3 separate regions of the Homo sapiens genome follow, and regions 2 and 3 are each linked to region 1. A link is a loop called in an ENCODE intact Hi-C map of the cell type or tissue named here. Cell type or tissue: heart left ventricle. All regions are shown on one strand. Each heading gives the region's core, and the rest is flanking DNA. Links, peaks and the distances in the headings are about the cores only.

The links. A loop is a pair of places that touch in the nucleus more often than their neighbours do. Peaks named below come from ENCODE experiments on the same cell type or tissue, not always from the same donor. Only the 100,000 strongest peaks of a DNase experiment are listed, where the experiment ranks them.
Region 2: a loop joins it to region 1, with 2.2 times the contacts of the local background. A loop is called at or near these places in 33 of 110 quality-filtered maps.
Region 3: a loop joins it to region 1, with 2.4 times the contacts of the local background. A loop is called at or near these places in 44 of 110 quality-filtered maps.

What each region holds. Positions count from the first base shown.
Region 1 is chr22:37,962,239-37,968,407 of GRCh38, forward strand. POLR2F (RNA polymerase II, I and III subunit F) reads left to right here. Exons shown (of 5, transcript NM_021974.5): 4 at 4,861-4,932; 5 at 5,387-6,169. The coding sequence ends at 5,477. MIR6820 (microRNA 6820) reads left to right here and starts at 5,325; the gene lies at 5,325-5,386. RefSeq lists enhancers at 2,668-3,167, 5,401-5,901. In heart left ventricle, for the core only: CTCF peaks have their summits at 3,134 (motif pointing left) and 3,333; no DNase peak of the experiment used is centred there; H3K27ac peaks cover 943 bases.
Region 2 is chr22:37,872,015-37,878,183 of GRCh38, forward strand. EIF3L (eukaryotic translation initiation factor 3 subunit L) reads left to right here. Exons shown (of 13, transcript NM_016091.4): 9 at 2,356-2,510; 10 at 3,827-3,997; 11 at 5,660-6,157. Among named protein-coding and RNA genes, the nearest start is that of EIF3L, 26 kb to the left of the region's middle. In heart left ventricle, for the core only: no CTCF peak of the experiment used is centred there; no DNase peak of the experiment used is centred there.
Region 3 is chr22:37,890,930-37,897,098 of GRCh38, forward strand. It overlaps the pseudogene RNU6-900P. Among named protein-coding and RNA genes, the nearest start is that of MICALL1, 12 kb to the right of the region's middle. RefSeq lists an enhancer at 3,668-4,312. In heart left ventricle, for the core only: no CTCF peak of the experiment used is centred there; DNase peaks (open chromatin) are centred at 1,847 and 2,192.

The sequences.
Region 1 (6,169 bases), core at 624-5,623:
CAAACAAACAAAAAAAAAACAAAGGAAAGCTGGGGCCAGATTTGTGGACTCTGTGTGCTTACAGGGGCAGCAAATGCTGTCTGTACATTCTCCTCCTTAGTGTTCAAGCAGCACTGGGCTGTTGCCTCCTCTAGTCCTGTAGGGGTAAAGATGACCATCATGTCTACTTCAATAAAGGGTTTTATGGGTGGACAACATTGTTCTCCCCCATTCCTCAGTAGCGGACCTCTTCTCAGCCTGGTTGCACTCCTTGCTCTTATGCATGGCATTAGAGCCACACCCAGTGTGACAGCCATACCCAATATGCCACCAACGTCAGGATCCTCTGGGCCTGCACCATCAACTATGGTAGCCATGAACTGTATGTGTCCATTTACATTAAGTACAATTAAATAAAATTAGAAATTCAGTTTCTTTCTCACTAGCCAGCCACACTTCTTTTTCTTTTATTTATTTATTTAATTTTTTTTGAGACGGAGTCTTGCTCTGTCACCCAGGCTGGAGTGCAGTGGCACAGTCTTGGCTCACTGCAAGCTCTGCCTCACGGGTTCACGCCATTCTCCTGCCTCAGCCTTCCCAGTAGCTGGGACCACAGGCACCTGCCACCACGCCCGGCTAATTTTTTGTAGTTTTAGTAGAGATGGTGTTTCACCGTGTTAGCGAGGATGGTCTCGATCTCCTGACCTTGTGATCTGCCTGCCTCGGCCTCCCAAAGTGCTGGGATTACAGGCGTGAGCCACTGCGCCCAGCCTATTTATTTTTTTTTGAGAAGGAGTCTCACTCTGTCACCCAGGCTGGAGTGCAGTGGTGTGATCTTGGCTCACTGCATCCTCCGCCTCCCGGGTTCAAGTGATTCTCCAACCTGAGCTTCCCGGGTAGCTGGGATTACAGGCACCCGCCACCACGCCTGGCTAATTTTTGTATTTTTAGTAGGGACGGGGTTTCACCATGTTCGTTGGCCAGGCTGGTCTTGAACTCCTGATCTCAGGTGATCCTCCTGCCTCAGACTCCCAAAGTACTGGGATTACAGGCATGAGCCACCACGCCCAGCCTTTTCTTTTATTTTTTTAGAGACAGTTTGGCTCTATCACCCGGGCTGGAGTGCAGTGGTGCTATCATAGCTCACTGCAGCCTCAAAACTTCTAGGCTTAAGTGATCTTCCCACTTCAGCCTCCCAGGTAGCTAGGACTACAGGCTAATGCCACCACACGTGGCTAATGTCTTAATTTTTTGTAGAGACAGGGTCTCACAAAAAGACTCCTGGCTTCCAGTGATCCCCCTGCTTCAGCCTCCAAAGTGCTGGGATTACAACTAGCCACATTTCAAGTGTGTTCAGTAGCCACATGTGGCTACTGGTTACCATAAAGGATAGCACAGGGGGATAGGACATTTCTGTCATTGCAGAGCATTCTATGGGGCACACTAATATAGGCTAAAAGTGGCCCAGTAGAAAGAAGAATTCATAAGTTATTTTTAAAACAAATAGACTGCTTATTTGCAAGTTAAACAGTCTTTCAGCACTGAAGAAAGATACTGCATTAGCACTTGATAGGATGCTGAGATGATTAAAGATGTAGTCCCAGCCGGGCGCGGTGGCTCACGCCTGGAATCCGAGCACTGTGGGAGGCCAAGGTGGGCGGATCACCTGAGGTCAGGAGTTCGAGAGCAGCCTGGCCAACATGGTGAAACCCCGTCTCTACTAAAAATACAAAAATTAGCCGGGTGTGGTGGCGCGCGCCTATAATCCCAGCTACTCGGGAGGCTGAGGCAAGAGAATCGCTTGAACCTGGGAGGCGGAGGTTGCACTGAGCCAAGATCGTGCCACTAATCCAGCCTGGGTGACAGAGTGAGACTCTGTTACCAAAAATAATTAAAAAAAAAAAAAAAGACATAATCCCCAGTCCTCCAGGTGTTTTCTGGTGGGGGAGATAGACCTGTGCACAGGTACCCACAACCCAAGGCAGATGCGAGTGGTGCTTTATGAAAGGTACAAAGAGAGTTATTGCAGAGGTGACTGGGAAAGCCTTGTGAAGGGATTAGAATTCTAGTGGGGACAGGTAAAGAGAGTTGGTTTTGTGGGTACTCCAGGTGCCAGAAACAGCCCAAGGAAAGGTCCAGGTGGAGGCAGGCAGTTGTGGATTTGTGATGAGGGATCATAAGCAGCTTGGGGCATAAGGCTGGAGAAGATGACACTGGTCCTGTGAGTGACAGGTTCAGAAGATTAGAGTTCATTTGGTGGGCAGTGTGCAGCACTTAAAGGTTTTGAGGCCAACATCCAGCATCCAGGCCACTCATAAATCCAAGTGTCCTGTTTTTCTTTTCTTTCTTTCTTTCTTTTTTTTTTTTTTTTGAGATGGAGTTTTGCTCTTGTTGCCCAGGCTGGAGTGCAATGGCATGATCTTGGCTGATTGCAACCTCTGCCTCCTGGGTTCAAGGAATTCTCCAGCCTCAGCCTCCTGAGTAGCTGGGATTACAGGCACACGCCACCATGCCTGGCTAATATTTTGTATTTTTAGTAGAGACGGTGTTTCACCATGTTGGTCGGGCTGGTCTTGAACTCGTGACCTCAGGTGATTCACCTGCCTTGGCCTCCCGAAGTGCTGGGATTACAGGCGTGAGCCACTGTGCCCAGCCAAGTGTCCTGTTTTTCTTGGGGAGCAAAGCTTGATCCAGCTCATTCCAGTCTTTAGTGCTCTTTCCACTTAAGGGCTATGACACCATCTGGTGGCTCCTTGCCTGCTGTAAGCTCTTGTACAGCCATAATGGGACTCTGCACTTGGTAGGTGCAGGTGGAGTCTCACTCTGTCACCTAGGCTGGAGTGCAGTGGTGCCATCTCGGCTCACTGCAACCTTCACCTCCTGGTTCAAGCGATTCTCATGCCTCAGCCTCTCGAGTATCTGGGACTACAGGCATGTGCCACCACGGCCGGCTAATTTTTTGTATTTTTAGTAGAGACGGGGTTTCACCATGTTGGCCAGGCTGGTCTCAAACTCCTGACCTCAGGTGATTCACCTGTCTCAGCCTCCCAAAGTGCTGTGATTAGAGGCGTGAGCCACTGCACCTGGCCAGAACAACTGTTTGTTGGGTAGGTTTTGGATGGGGTTTCAGTCTGGTTCATTAGCACCACCTGGTGGCTGATGATGTTTGTCACATCTACTTCTTAACTGGATGGTTGATGTGTTTCTCTGTAGAAGCCATGGTGCAAGAAAAATTAAATTACTTAAGGACACATTCTTGCACATTCCATGTGCATAATAGGTGCGGAATGAGTGAATGCCCTTGAATTATTTATATTTTGAAAGAAAGCAGGCACATGCAGATCAGGTATTTTGCCACATTCTTTAAAGCTTTATATTTTGGGAAAGTTTAAATACTTATTAAGAGAGGATATAGGGAAAGTTAAATACTTCATCTCTGCCCTTGGGAAATTTTCAGGCTTTTGGGAGTAATATAAATCGAAATATTTAGTAATAAAATTAGTAAGCTGGTAGCTCTCAGACTAGCTGATTATCAGAATCATCTGGGCAGTTTTGCAAATGCAGGCTCTCAGGCCGCTTCACTAGAGATTCTATTCCGGGGGTCTGGGGAAGGACCCAGGAACCTGTATTTTTTAGCATGCTCTCCTGTTAATTCTGGATTTGTTGGTGTGAACCTGAGCTGGAATCATCAGGGGTGGCTTCCTAGAGGAGATGGGCCTAGAATTGGCATCCCTTTGCTTGGTGGTAGAGTCCCCACTGTGGGCCAAGTGTTATGCTGGGGGCTGGGCCTCCGTGGTGAATCACATGTGGTTCTGGGCCACTAGGAGCTCATGGTCTAATGTGGAAAGTTTCCAAACAAGTAGTTACAGTTCAATGAGATTGGTGCCAAGAAAAGTATATGCAAAATGAGTCCAGGTACTGAAGAGTCAGCACACGATTTCCAGGGTGGAGACATCTGAACCTCTCGCAGGTTTTTAGGGAGAGGAAGAGCTTGTAAGAGCACACAAAAGGGAAACAACATGGCGCATCTAGGGAACCAGAAATAGTTTGGTATGGCTGGAATGTGGAGTAAATACAGGAAAGTAGCACGGGACTGTGCTAGGAAGGCAAACAGGGACCAGACTGCACTCTGGCCTGATAGCCAAGGGGAGTCATGACAGTGTTGTAAGCAGGTGAGCCCCCTGACTGCTGGCCTCAGGTGAAGGGTGGGGAGGGCTGGGCAGGAAGGGCAGGGCCTCTACTGAGGTGTTGTGTCTATAGAGAATGGAAATGATGCCGGGCATGGTGGCTCATGCCTTTCATCCCAGCAATCTGGAAGGCTGAGGCAGGCGGATTGCTTGAGCCCAGGAGTTCGAGACCAGCCTGGGCAACATGGCGAAATGTTAATTTCACCCATCTATACAAAAAATAAAAAAATTAGCATAGCTGGTGGTGTATGCCTGTAGTCCCAAGCAGGAGAATTGCTTGAGCCTGGGAGGTGGAGGTTGCAGTGAGCCACGATCTCCCCATTGCACTCCAGTCTGGGCAATGGGAGTGAAACCTTGTCTCCAAAAAGTAGAGAGAGAAAATAGAAATTGAAATGAGGTGCACTGGGCACTGAGGCAAGGCTCTGGGGTTGGAGCAGTTAGAATGGTGTGCCTTTGCACATGTCTCCCTTTCCACCAGGACATTCTGCTGTGGCCGCTGGACTCCGGAGTCTGTGATAGGCCTCTGCCAGGGAAGATCTCTGGCAGTGCCCCTACACACCACTCCCTACTGTGCCTGCCTACCTAGAAGATGACGTTTCTAGGTGGGGACCAGGATGCCGTTCCACCCTCACTGCCTGTTGGGCCCTTCTCCCTGGGTTTGTAGTCTCCCTAACACCTGTCCCTATCCCTACAGGATGTGTGCCCCTGTGATGGTGGAGCTGGAGGGGGAGACAGATCCTCTGCTCATTGCCATGAAGGAACTCAAGTAAGTCACTCAAATCATGGTTCACTTCTCCAAATCTCTGGGAGGCATCTGTTGGGCTCTCTGTTGCACCCTTTGCTCCCACTTGCCTGGCTGGAGAAGTTGATGCTTATTCCTACAGATCCTTAGGAACAGCTCACCAGGAAGTAGGAGGAAGAGAGAAGAGGAGGCAGGGAAAGTGGGAGGGCACTGATGAGACATGGACGTCTTCTGGCTGTTGGAATTTCCCTGTTCCTGCTGCAGGAGGCCTTACCAATATTCTGTCATTCTTCCCCCTCTTGTCTGATATAAAAACTTTCTTTTTCTTGTAATTGCTTTCTTACAAAGTACACTCATCAGCCCCAAGAGGCTGCTCCTAAGACTTCTCTTTGCTTGTGTTTTGCACACAATCTGTTCCTTCTGCGGCAGAGCTGGGGTCACCAGCCCTCATGTACTTGTGACTTCTCCCCTGCCACAGGGCCCGAAAGATCCCCATCATCATTCGCCGTTACCTGCCAGATGGGAGCTATGAAGACTGGGGGGTGGACGAGCTCATCATCACCGACTGAGCTGGAGTCATCTTCCTGCCCTTGCCCCATGCCCAATTTTCATTCTCACTTTATATGTGTAAATAATAAAATATTCAACTTTCCAACCCCCTTCCCCTCTGCTTATCTGCAATGTCACCACCTGTTGCTTCCCCGTTACCGCCATGCTGCGTGGAGCATGCACCTATTCCAGTGGCCCTGTGACTGTCAGCTCCTTAAGAAGCACCAGGGGCCCTTAGCCCCTTTGGATCCCCCACATCCTTCCCTCCATCTCCCTGTTCCCCAGAGCAAAGGCTGCTGCAGGGGAGACACCTCAGCTGCCTTCCAAGCAGACAGACAAGTCTTTGTGCCCAGGGAGCTGGTTGCCACGGAAACCCCCAATTTCCTTTCCAGTGGGGACTGGCTGCAGGGGCTTCTCCCTTCTCAGGAGTATCACAGAGCAGGTCTCATCAAGCCACCCATTGTTTCCTAAGGACCTGCTTCGAGCCTCTTATCGTGGGCTCGGATCCCCTTTCAGGAGCAGTGCCCCAGCAGGAAGCGTGGGGGTGTGCTGATCTCCCACCCTCCCCAGGCAGAGCCCTGCTGGGCAAGTCAGCAGCTGGAGCAAGGACCGAGCACCTGCCTACCCCTGCCCCCATGGCTCTGTCCCCACTCCTCCTCAGGACTCTGCCCACACGCTGTCCTCTGTGGCCCACCTCTTTGGTGTGCCACAC
Region 2 (6,169 bases), core at 745-5,744, 90 kb before region 1:
CAGATTAGGTGCAGTGAGGAATCTGAAACTGTATTGGTGAATTTTTCTTTTGTTAACGTTATTCGTCACTTCTGTAATTTGAATGAGTTCCTTACATCCATGTGTGACTTTTTTTTTTTTCCTGAGACAGAATCTGCTCTGTTGCTCAGGCAGAGTGCAATGTCATGATCTCAGTTCACTGCATCCTCTGCCTCCGGGGTTCAAGCGATTCTCCTGTCTCAGCCTCCAGGGATATAGAAAGGAAGGATTACAGGCACACGCCACCACGCCGGGCTGATTTTTGTATTTTTAGTAGAACAGAGTTTGACCATGTTGGCCAGGCTGCTCTTGAACTCCCGAGCTCAAGTGATCTGCCTGCCTCGGCCTCCCAAAGTGCTGGGGTTACATGCATGAGCCACTGCGCCTGGCCATGTGTGATTTCTAAAAAAATATTGGTTCTCTGAGTTATAAAGATCTTCCAAATGTTGACACATTTTATTACATTTTTTTAAAAAGTCAGATTTGTTACTTTTGCCACTGACATCAGGTAAGCATTTATTTGTAAGCTATAGAGCTTGTAGTGGCAGATACAAGTTTTACAAAATTCCATTTTTGCTTAATAGCTTGAATTTTTATTTATTTTGAGATGGGGTCTCACTCTGTCACCCTGGCTGAAGTGCGGTGGCACAATCATGGCTCACTGCATCCTCTACCTGCTGGGCTCAAGTGATCCTCCTACCTCAGCCTCCCAAGTAGCTAGGAACGCAGGTTTGCACCACCATACCTGGCTGATTTTTTTTTCTTTTTTTTTTGGTAGAAACAAGGTCTCACTTTGTTGCCCAGGCCAATCTTGAACTCATGGGATTTCATGTGTGAGCCACTGTGCCCAACCTTTGAACTGTTTTATAGGTAGCAAACACTGTCAGTTATTTTCTTTGAGGTATGACAGGTTTACTTCATTTTTGTGAAAATGTCTGCCCTTTTTTCCTTCTTTTTTTATTTTTATTTTTTTTGAGACAGAGTCTTGCTCTGTAGCCCAGGCTTGAGTGCAGTGGCACAATCTCTGCTCACTGCAACCTCCGCCTCCCAAGTTCAAGCAATTCTCCTGCCTCAGCCTCCCCAATAGCTGGGACTGCAGGTGTGCACCACCACACCCATCTAATTTTTGTATTTTTAGTAGAGACGGGGCTTCACCATGTTGGGCAGGCTGGGCTCAAACTCCTGACCTCAAGTGATACGTCCGCCTCGGCCTCCCAAAATGCTAGGATTACAGGCATGAGCTGCGCTCAGTTGCGTATCAGTTTTTTTTGTTTTTTTTTTTTTGAGGTGGAGTCTCGCTCTGTTGCCCAGGCTGGAGTGCAGTGGCGCAATCTGGGCTCACTGCAAGCTCCGCCTCCCGGGTTCATGCCATTCTCCTGCCTCAGCCTCCCAAGTAGCTGGGCTACAGGCGCCCACCACCATGCCCGGCTAATTTTTTGTATTTTTAGTAGAGACGGGGTTTCACCTAGCCAGGATGGTCTCGATCTCCTGACCTCGTGATCTGCCCACCTCAGCCTCCCAAAGTGCTGGGATTACAGGCGTGAGCCACCGCTCCCGACCTATGTATCAGTTGTTTTTTTCAAGTAAAAATGAAAAAAGAATTTTCTTTCTTTTTTTTGTCTTTTTTTTAGAACAGGGTCTCTCTGTTACCCAGGCCAAAATGCAGTAGCACTTCCATAGATCTCAGTCTCAAAAAACAAACAAACAAACAAAAAACAACTGATACAACAATCTCTGGTTATTCAGATATGGTACCTGGGCTCAAGCACATCCTCCCATCTCGGCCTCTCAAGTTGCTGGGATTAGAGGTCTAAGCCACCAAGCCTGGCTAAGGACTAGTTCTTTTAGTGCAAATGCATGGCAAGAAGCAATGCAGTGACTACTGGTACAATTTTGTGTCGTTGCCTGATTTATGCTTAAGTTGACAGTAATTTTACCCAACATAGTGTTTGCATCATGCAAAATTCAACTCAGTGGGAAGGGCAAGTAACATCTTAGTGTTGTTATTAGGAAAATAGCTTTGACCTCATGTGCTTTCTGAAAGGAGGAGTCTTCGTGGTTGTATTTTACTGATGAGAGGGGCCTTTGCATGTGTTGGGACCAAAAAAAAAATAAGCAAAATGAACTGCCATCCTGTAAGCAAATATTGGTAAATCGAAGATTAGCATAAGATTGGTTTTGCTGTTTCTTGGTATTCCTTTGAAGTTATTCCCCAGTTGTTGAGGGAAGCTTTCAAGGCTGGCAGTAGGTGAGATGCCTACTGAGTAACATTCAGAGGTCAGGTGTGCCTGCCTTTACCTGCCTCCTATCAGTATTCACGGTGTCTGTCTCTTTCAGGTGACCCTGAGAGTGTGGCTGGGGAGTATGGGCGGCACTCCCTCTACAAAATGCTTGGTTACTTCAGCCTGGTCGGGCTTCTCCGCCTGCACTCCCTGTTAGGAGATTACTACCAGGCCATCAAGGTGCTGGAGAACATCGAACTGAACAAGAAGGTGATGCCTATTGCCTCTGGCCCCTCTTGCCAGAGCCAGAATATCTATTTCTAGAGAACCACTCTGATCTCTTAGGACAAATTTCCAGGAGAGGAAAGAGGACTGTTCCCTCAGGCCATTGAAAGTTGAGACTAAAACTGGGCAAACAGCTGTGGTAAAAAGCTAGACCTGGACGATTTTGGTAGTTAACAACAGTTTTTTATTTTGTTTTCAAAATGGAATGATGATGGCAGCTTGCTCTGTCACCAGGCTGGAGTGCAGTGGTGTGATCTCAGCTCATTGCAACCTCCGTCTCCTGGGTTCAAGCGATTCCCCTGCCTCAGCCTCCTGAGTAGCTGGGACTACAGGCATGCGCCACCATGCCCAGCTAATTTTTTTTTTTTTTTTTTTTTTGTATTTTAGTAGAGTTGGGGTTTCACCGTGTTGGCCAAGATGGTCTCGATCTCCTGACCTCGTGATCCGCCTACCTCGGCCTCCCAAAATGCTGGGATTACAGGCGTGAGCCACCATGCCTGGCCCATGGCAGCTCTTTGCTCTTCACATTTTGCTAAAGGATTGAGAAGGCCAGACGCAGTGGCTCACACCTGTAATCCCAGCAGTTTGGGAGGCTGAGGCAGGTGGATTACTTGAGGTCAGGAGTTCGAGACCAGCCTGGCCAACATGGTGAAACCCTGTCTCTGTTGAAAATACAAAAAAAAAAAAAACTAGCTGGGTATGGTGGTGGGCACTTGTAATCCCAGCTACTCAGGAGGCTGAGGTAGGAGAATCACTTGAACCTGGGAGGCAGAGGTTGCAGTGAGCCGAGATCACACCATTGCACTCCAGCCTGGGCAACAGAACAAGACTCTGTCCCAGAAAAAAAAAAAGAATTAAGTAAAGATGTAATTCTAAGATGGTATGTTCATTGATACATGGTTAGCTGTTGTGTTCTTCCTAACCACAGAAAAATATTACAGATAATTTTTATTTGGTGTTTGGCTCATGTGCATGTATGTGTTTCTGTCTTCCCTGTCCAAAAGGACTTAATTGAAAAAGCAAGGAAAAATAACAAAACTGAGATGTATAGCATTTTAGAGCTGAAGGAGATTTTAGGGATTACCTGATCCAGAACCTTCTTGTTTACAGCTAAAAAAATGGATTCCTCAAAACATACAACTTAATTGATGAATAGGAAGATCCGCTCTCAAACTCTGGGACTCCAGAGCTTCCTCTGGATAGTTGAGGGCCTCTGCAGGGAAAACTCTTGGTGTTTCTACCTCTGGTTCTATCTAGGATGAATTGGGACTCATGAATGTTTGTTCTACCTCCTTCTACAGAGTATGTATTCCCGTGTGCCAGAGTGCCAGGTCACCACATACTATTATGTTGGGTTTGCATATTTGATGATGCGTCGTTACCAGGATGCCATCCGGGTCTTCGCCAACATCCTCCTCTACATCCAGAGGACCAAGAGCATGTTCCAGAGGACCACGTACAAGTATGAGATGGTAAGGGGGACTCTGCCTGCCACCAGTGGCCTTTCTAATCAGGGGGATCCTTGGCACCTATGCCAACCATTCTTGGTAAACACCATCCAAAATATTGCACTTTTAAGCCAGGAGTTCAAGACTGTAGAGCGCTCTGTGATTGTGCCTACTAATAGATCACCCAGCTGGAGTGCAGTGACGCAGTCACAGCTCACGTCAGCCTCAACCTCCTGGGATCAGGCGATCATCCTACCTTAGTCTTCCGAATAGCTGGGCTTAAAGGCGCACACAACAACACCGGCTAATTTTTTTTTTTTTTTTTTTTTTTTTTTGAGACGAAGTCTCTGTCACCCAGGCTGGAGTACAGTGGTGCAATCTCAGCTCACTGCAACCTCCGCTTCCTGGGTTCAAGTGATTCTCCAGCCTTAGCCTCCTGAGTAGCTGGGACTACAGACGCGTGCCACCATGTCCAGCTAATTTTTGTATTTTTAGTAGAGATGGGGTTTCACTATTTGGCCAGGCTGGTCTCGAACTCCTGACCTCAGGCGATCCATCCACCTCAGCCTCCCAAAGTGCTGGGATTACAGGCGTGAGCCACCACGCCCAGCCAAAATGAACTTTTAATGGCTAGCATACTCTTAGGAGTTTCTGTTGTGATGCCTGTTACCTCAGATCATTAACATCTTGATGATAAGGACTTGATGATAATATCTTTTGTTTCAGTTATATCCTCCAGCAGTGCCTACATTTATTTATTCAGCATCAGTATGCTGAGTGTTCACTGGGTTCTAAATGTTTTGATATAAGGTGTGGATATTGGTGGGAAGGAGGATGGGTTCAAGAATTGGGAGGAGCTTCCTAGGCAGAGAATATCATGAGCAAAGTGGTTGAGACTTGAAAGTGTGGTGATGCAGCCGCACAATAAACTGTTCTGGCTGGAGGGCAAGTAGGTAGTAGGAATTGGGTTATTAGATTCTGAGAACCTTCATTAACCCAGGTAAAGTATAGTCCTGTGTCATTTGATGCTGCAGATACATTCTGAGAAATGCATCATTTGGTGATTTTGTTGTGTGAACATCATAGAATGTACTTACACAAACCTAGATGGGATAACCTACTACATACCCGGGCTACATGGTATAGCCTATGGCTCCTTGGCTACAAACGTCTAGAACATATTACTGTACTGAATACCATAGGCAGTTGTAACACAAAGGTATTTGTGTATCTAAGATACAGTAAAAATACAGGATTATAATCTTGCAGGATCACCATCCTATATGTGGCCCATGGCCCGTTGTTGACTGAAACGCTGTTGCACGGCACATTACTATTTAGTCTATATTTCTGTCGTCATCAAGGTTGCATCAAAGGTTTTGGGTAACTCGATCCTAACTGTGTAAAAGGATTGACCTGCTAGTGATGTGTGGGACAAACTGGAGAGACTAAGACAGAGGTGCCAGTAAGGAATCCAGAAGATGGCTAAGGAGGATCTGGAGCTAGGATGGAAGTTAGGTAGATCTAGAGGGAGGATTGGAAGAGATGTTGGGGAAGTTCAATGGCTGGTATGAAACAACTGGGTAAGTCAAAGATCTGTGCAGAGAATGGTGAGGCCAGTTGGCAGTGGGGACCTCAGGAAGTCCGTCTCATTTGACCCAGTACCACTCTCCACCCCATCCCCAGATTAACAAGCAGAATGAGCAGATGCATGCGCTGCTGGCCATTGCCCTCACGATGTACCCCATGCGTATTGATGAGAGCATTCACCTCCAGCTGCGGGAGAAATATGGGGACAAGATGTTGCGCATGCAGAAAGGTGACCCACAAGTCTATGAAGAACTTTTCAGTTACTCCTGCCCCAAGTTCCTGTCGCCTGTAGTGCCCAACTATGATAATGTGCACCCCAACTACCACAAAGAGCCCTTCCTGCAGCAGCTGAAGGTGTTTTCTGATGAAGTACAGCAGCAGGCCCAGCTTTCAACCATCCGCAGCTTCCTGAAGCTCTACACCACCATGCCTGTGGCCAAGCTGGCTGGCTTCCTGGACCTCACAGAGCAGGAGTTCCGGATCCAGCTTCTTGTCTTCAAACACAAGATGAAGAACCTCGTGTGGACCAGCGGTATCTCAGCCCTGGATGGTGAATTTCAGTCAGCCTCAGAGGTTGACTTCTACATTGATAAGGTATGCCTGTCC
Region 3 (6,169 bases), core at 1-5,000, 72 kb before region 1:
GTTTTGTTTTTGTTTTTGTTTTTGAGATGGAATCTCGCTCTGTCGCCCAGGCTGGAGTGCAGTGGTGCAATCTCAGCTCACTGCAACCTCCACCTTCTGGGTTCAAGAGATTCTCCTGCCTCAGCCTCCTGAGTAGCTGGGACTACAGGCACCATTTCTCCTGCCTCAGCCTCCTGAGTAGCTGGGACTACAGGCACCCACGACCACACCTTGCTAATTTTTATATTTTTTTAGTAGAGATGGTATTTTGCCATGTTGGCCAGGCTAGTCTCAAACTCCTGACCTCAGGTGATCTGCCTGCCTCAGCCTCCCATAGTGATGGTATTACAGGCGTGAGCCACTGTGCCCAGCCAGCATGACCTTATTTGGAAGAAGGTCTTAATGGTTGTAAGTTAAAGATCTCAAAATTAGATCATTGTGCTTGCTTTAGCAGCACATGTACCAAAATTGGAATGATGCAGTTTAGCATGGCCCCTGTGCAAGGATGACATGCAAATTTGTGAAGTGTTCCCATGTATTAAAAATACATTTTTAAAAATGAGATCATTCTGGATTATCCAGGTAGGCACTAAATCCAATGACAAGTGTCATGAGAGACACTGAGGAAAGAGACAGGAGGAGAAGGCCACGTGAAGACAGGCTGATGGAGTTAGCAGGCACAAGCTAAAGAATGTGCGGGGCCACTGGGAGCTGGAAGAGGCAGGGATGGCTTCTCCCCTGGAGCCTCTGGTTTTGGACTCGTGGCTTCTGGAACCGTAAGAGGAGAAATCTCTGTTGTTTAAGTCCCAAGTCTGTGATAGAGCAGCCCCAGGCAGGAATTGAATGCATTGCCTCCTGTGTATCAAGCCATTGGAGGATTCAGGGACAGAAAGCTGGGTCCTTTTCTACGAGCAAACCAGCCAGGCACTGATAGGCAAGGGGGAAGTCGGGACGTGGGAAAAGACCGAATTCCTGTCTTCAGACTCAAATTCTAATGGTTGAAGACAGGTGATAAGCCATATTTAGTGTGTTGGATGGTGGTATGTGTTGTAGAGAAAAATCGAAGGCAGGAGTTTCTATTGTGAATAGGATAGTCAGGGACCACACTGATTGGCGTCATTTGAGCAGAGACCTGAAGACATTAGGAGGGGGATGGTGCAAGTATGTGAGGCAAGAGCTCTCCAGGAAAAAAACTGCAAGTACAAAGGTCCTGAGGCCACAGCATGTTTTATATGTGGAGCAAATGGAGCAAGAAGGCCAGCTGGAGCAGAAGGTAGCAAGGAGGAAGAGGCCAGATCCTGGAATGAGGCTCCAGGTTGTATGTAAGGCCTTGTAGAAGACAGGAAGGACCGACTTTGAATCTCAGTGAGGTGGGAAGCCATCCTTCACCAGAGAGGTTGCAGAACTTGTCCAAGTTCCCAGAGCTAAAGGATGGAGCCAGGATTTTATTTATTTTTTGGGACAAGAGTTTCGCTCTATTACCCAGACTGGAGTGCAGTGGCACAAGCTTGGCGCACTGCAGTGCAACCTCTGCCTCCTGGGCTCAAGTGATCCTCCTGTCTCAGCCTCCAAATTAACTGGGACCACAGGCATACACCACCATGCCCAGCTAATTTTTTATAGTTTTGTTTGTATAGATGGTGTTTTGCCATGTTGCCCAGACTGCTCTTGAACTGAGCTTAAGCAGTCCACCTGCCTTGGCCTCCCAAAATGCTGGGATTATAGGCATGAGCCACTGTGCCCGGGCCCAAAGGAATTTTTAAAAAGCAGCCTCTAGTTATAAGTCCAAACATTTGTAGAGCTCTTGGTAGCTTTCCAAGCCGTCCTTCATCTGTTGCCTTGTTGGAACCGAATGAGTGGCCCAGTGCCAGCCAGGGCTCCTTACCCCCCACTCCCTGGCTACCACATGGTTCCTTGGTGCAGGGAGGTTGCTGTGCATTGATTCCTCCTAAAGAATGTCTCATGCTTTGTCCACTATGCCCTGACATTTGGTGATGGTGGCTTGCAGGAACTCCGACTCAACTGGGCAGCCCCCTGGGTTAATGTGTTTTGAATTCAATGCCAGTTTCATAGTTCATGTCATAGTTCTCTATCATTACAATTATGCCAGGTCCAAGTGTGTTGTCTGACACGGCTCTTGGCACTCTTTTTGCTGTGAGGCCATTGCAGGCACTCTGGGTCACACAGACCCAGTGTGTATGAGTGCCTGGCTTGGGGCCATCTCCCAGCAGCTTGGTCCAGGCTCAGCAGCCAGGCCAGGCAGCTAGCAACCCCTGTGAGGGGGCAGGCACAGCTGGACTCTGCCTGGCACCACTCGCGGAATGCACAGCATTCATCAGCTGTGGCCAGCTCAGGATTTTTATTCCATCAGAGCAGAATAACCAGGTTCATGATCCCCCCCATGCTAAGGAGAGCAAGGGCTTTGTTATCGGGGAATGGGGAGCTCTGGGTGGTACCAGTTTCCAGAAGTTTCTCCACCAGCAAGAGAAGGGGGCAGAGCAAAGTGTGTAGGCTTGGACTTCCTTGGACCCTGGTCTGAGTCCTGACTGCCACATACCAGCTGAGCCAAGTTGCGTAGTTTTCAGTGCCTCACCTTTCTCTAAAATGGGGTTAGCGCCTGCCTCAGAATTGTTCTGTGCACCAAATTATGTAAAGTTCTTAGCAAATCACCTGGCAGTAGTGTGTGATAAGGGGAGGAGGGCCTTACTAAAACACTTGGGTAGAGTGTGTGATAAGGGGAGGGAGGCCATTGTTACCTGGCCATGACCTTGGCCTCCAGAGCCGTAGAGCTATAGATGACTGAGGCAGGTCATGTGTGGAACAGCCCGGCTACTTCCTGGTGGAGCTGGGACTGGAAACCTCCAGACTCCCCCCTGGGGCTCTCTTAACTGCTCCAAGGACCAAAGAGAAGGCCTGTTTAGACAGTGTGGAGGCCCATTCACAGAGGCCAGGGCACTTGTCTAGAGCAGCCAGCCACGGAGGAGCTGGGCCCCACGCACAGTGTCGGCAGCAGGCATGAGGGGAGAATTGGAGAGATTGGGAGGTTGCAGAGGACAGGACTTGGATGTGGCAGCTGAGTGGATGTGGAGGCTGTAGGGAAGTGAGATGCCCAGTTCTCAGGCTGTCTGAGATGGGGGTTGGTGGCTGGAGCAGGTTTGGGACTGGAGGAGGTAAGTGCAAGTGGGTAAGGAACAGGAGTTTGAGGAGCCTGTGGGACGTCCAGGTGGAGGTGCCCAGGGCCTAACAATTTGGGCAGAGGCAATGAACAGCTGGGGCTGGAACCCTGGTCTCCAGGCCCCTAGGCTAGAGCTGGTTCCTCCTCAGACAAGTCCCTGGTGGGCTTGGCACACTTATTCTTTTTTTTTTTTTTTTTTTTTTGAGATGGAGTTTTGTCCCTGTTGCGCAGGCTGGAGTGCAATATCATGATCTCAGCTCACTGCAACGTCCACCTCCCAGGTTCAAGCGATTCTCCTGCCTCAGCCTCCTGAGTAGCTGGGATTACAGGTGCCTGCCACCATGCCTGGCTAATTTTTGTATTTTTAGTAGAGACGGGGTTTTGCCATGTTGGCCAGGCTGGTCTTGAACTCCTGATCTCAGGTGATCTGCCTGCCTTGGCCTCCTGAAGTGCTGGGATTACAGGTGTGAGCCACTGCGCCCAGCCTGGGCTTGGCACACTTCTTTCCACACAGTCCCCCTCTCTGCATCCTTCTCCTACACTGGATTGTGAGTCCAAGTTGGGGGCGTGGGGTGCTTTTCCTCCTATGATCGCCTTGACCATAGGTGGCTCCGGATGGCTTCATCTTCTAAATGAGGCAGTGGGACTAGCCGCTGTCTGGGGGCTGCAGCCCTGCATTCTAGAATTCTGGGTGACATCCTAAGGATCTAAATGGATCTAATAGGAGGAAAGAGGCAGCACTTGGGAGCAATGACCCTTTCGGTAAAGCGATTCTGTTGAATGAATGGTGAATGCAAGAGGAAGTAAGTGAATAAGGATTGAATGCAACAATATCAGTATAGGAATAAGGCTGGAGTGTGCCTTAAATCCTGTCTGGAATGTAGCGGCACAGATGAATTGATGAATGGATGTACTCTCCAGCCCAGCCTTTAGCCAGGGAAAGCCGTGGTGCCCACGCTGGCTCTTGCTAACAGTGGCCTCCCGTCCCCACCCCCAGCCTGCCCTGCAGACTGGATATAGGCTGGAGTGGCTGTGGCCCGGGTCAGGAACTGGCCTCCAATGTGGGGGAAGGGCATCAAGAAGAAGCTGAGAGGGAGGCAAGGGAAAGGTCCAAAGCCTGATCAGCAAGTTCCTGAGATTTTCCCGAAGGAGAGGGCTAGGGGAAGCAGCAACTTGTCTTGGTTCCTGTGGCTCCACATTCCTGTCAAGCCTGCAGCTGAAAGACCTGGCTTTTCTTTCTTTCTGGCCCCACCCTGCCCCTATCCAGCCACTTGATTAAGATCAAGTTATCTCCTTCACGCCCTGACTCCCACCCCTACTTTCTTACCTGGGGCCAGTGGATCCTGAGAGGGTGGACTTCACTCTCTAGTCATGGTTGGGAAGTGGAAGGGAGTCTAGGTTCAAACCCTGACGCTGCCCCTTGAAACTGGAAAATTCCAGGCACTTGGCTTAACTTCTCTGAGCCTCTGCTTTGTCATAGTCAAATGAGGAGAGTAATTCTCCCCTATCTAGGTCTTTCTAAGTGTCAACATAGGCCTGGCACAGTGGCTCATGCCTGTAATCCCAACACCTTGGGAGGCTGAGGTGGGAGGATTGCTTAGGCCTAGGAGTTTGAGACCAGCCTGGACAAGATAACGAGACCCTGTCTCTACAAAAATAAAAATAAAAAAATGAGGGCTGGGCGCAATGGCTCACACCTGTAATCCCAGCACTTTGGGAGGCCGAGGTGGGCAGATCACGAGGTCAGGAGATCAAGACCATCCTGGCTAACACAGTGAAACCCCGTCTCTACTAAAAATACAAAAAAATTAGCCAGGCATGGTGGCAGGCGCCTGTAGTCCCAGCTACTAGGGAGGCTGAGGCAGGAGAATGGCGTGAACCTGGGAGGCAGAGCTTACAGTGAGCCGAGATGGCGCCACTGCACTCCAGCCTGGGCAACAGAGCGAGACTCTGTCCTAAAAAAATAAATTAATTAAATTAAATTAAAAAATTAGCCAGGCGTGGTGGTGCATGCCTATAGTCCTTGCCACTTGGGAATCTAAGTCGGGAGGATTGCTTGAGCCGAGTTCAAAGTTACAGTGAGCTATGATCACACCACTGTACTCCAGCCTGAGCGACAGAGCAAGACCCTGTCCCTAAACAATACATAAATCCGAGCATAGTGAACTCGGGTATGATATAGGTGTTTGGGATGACTCATATCCATCCCGGGTGTATTGTATCACCTGGGGATAAGTTGTGCCCTGTCTAACCCCTGCTCTATTTAGAGGAAAGAGCAGCTCACTCCCAGAATTTCAACACAAGCCTCACTTTCTGTTTCTAACAGGAAGAGCTGCCTGGCTCACAACACCATATACATATGACCTCAGGTAGCTGGGAGACAAACAGGCCTCTTCCGGTGTCTGACAGCCCCTTCCTTGCCACTCAGGCCTCAGAGGAGAGGCTACCTTCCTGTGTCAGGAAGGCTCAGAAACTGTTTCCCACTCTGCCTGCCTTTGCCTGCAGAGCAGGCCAGATTGATACTGAGGGGGTAGTAGGGAGGGCTCTAGCTCCCCCACCCCAAATAATCTGGCACCCCCTAAACCTACAGCCAAATCATAAGCAGTGGGCTTAACCTACAGCCAAATCATAAACAATGGGCTTGCTATGCAGACCAAATTCTAAGTCAAGTAAAATAAAAGTCAGGACTCAGCCTAGCTGTTTGTTGTTGTCATTGTTGTTGTTGTTTTGCCCAGGCTGGAGTGAAGTGGTGCAATCTCGGCTCACTGCAACCTCTGTTCCCTAGATTCAAGCAATTCAGCCTCCCGAATAGCTAGCTAGGATTATAGGCTCTAGTCTCCTTCCCTTTCTTCCTGCCAAATTTCTGCCCCTGAGCTCCTCCTATAGAGTGACAGGAGCCCAACTATTAGGGCCTTGAATACTACATTAGCACCCAAACATCAATCCTGCTGGCCTGCTGGAAAAATCCCAGCACCAATAATAATTGAAGTTGAAGGGGAGATGGGAAGTTCCTAG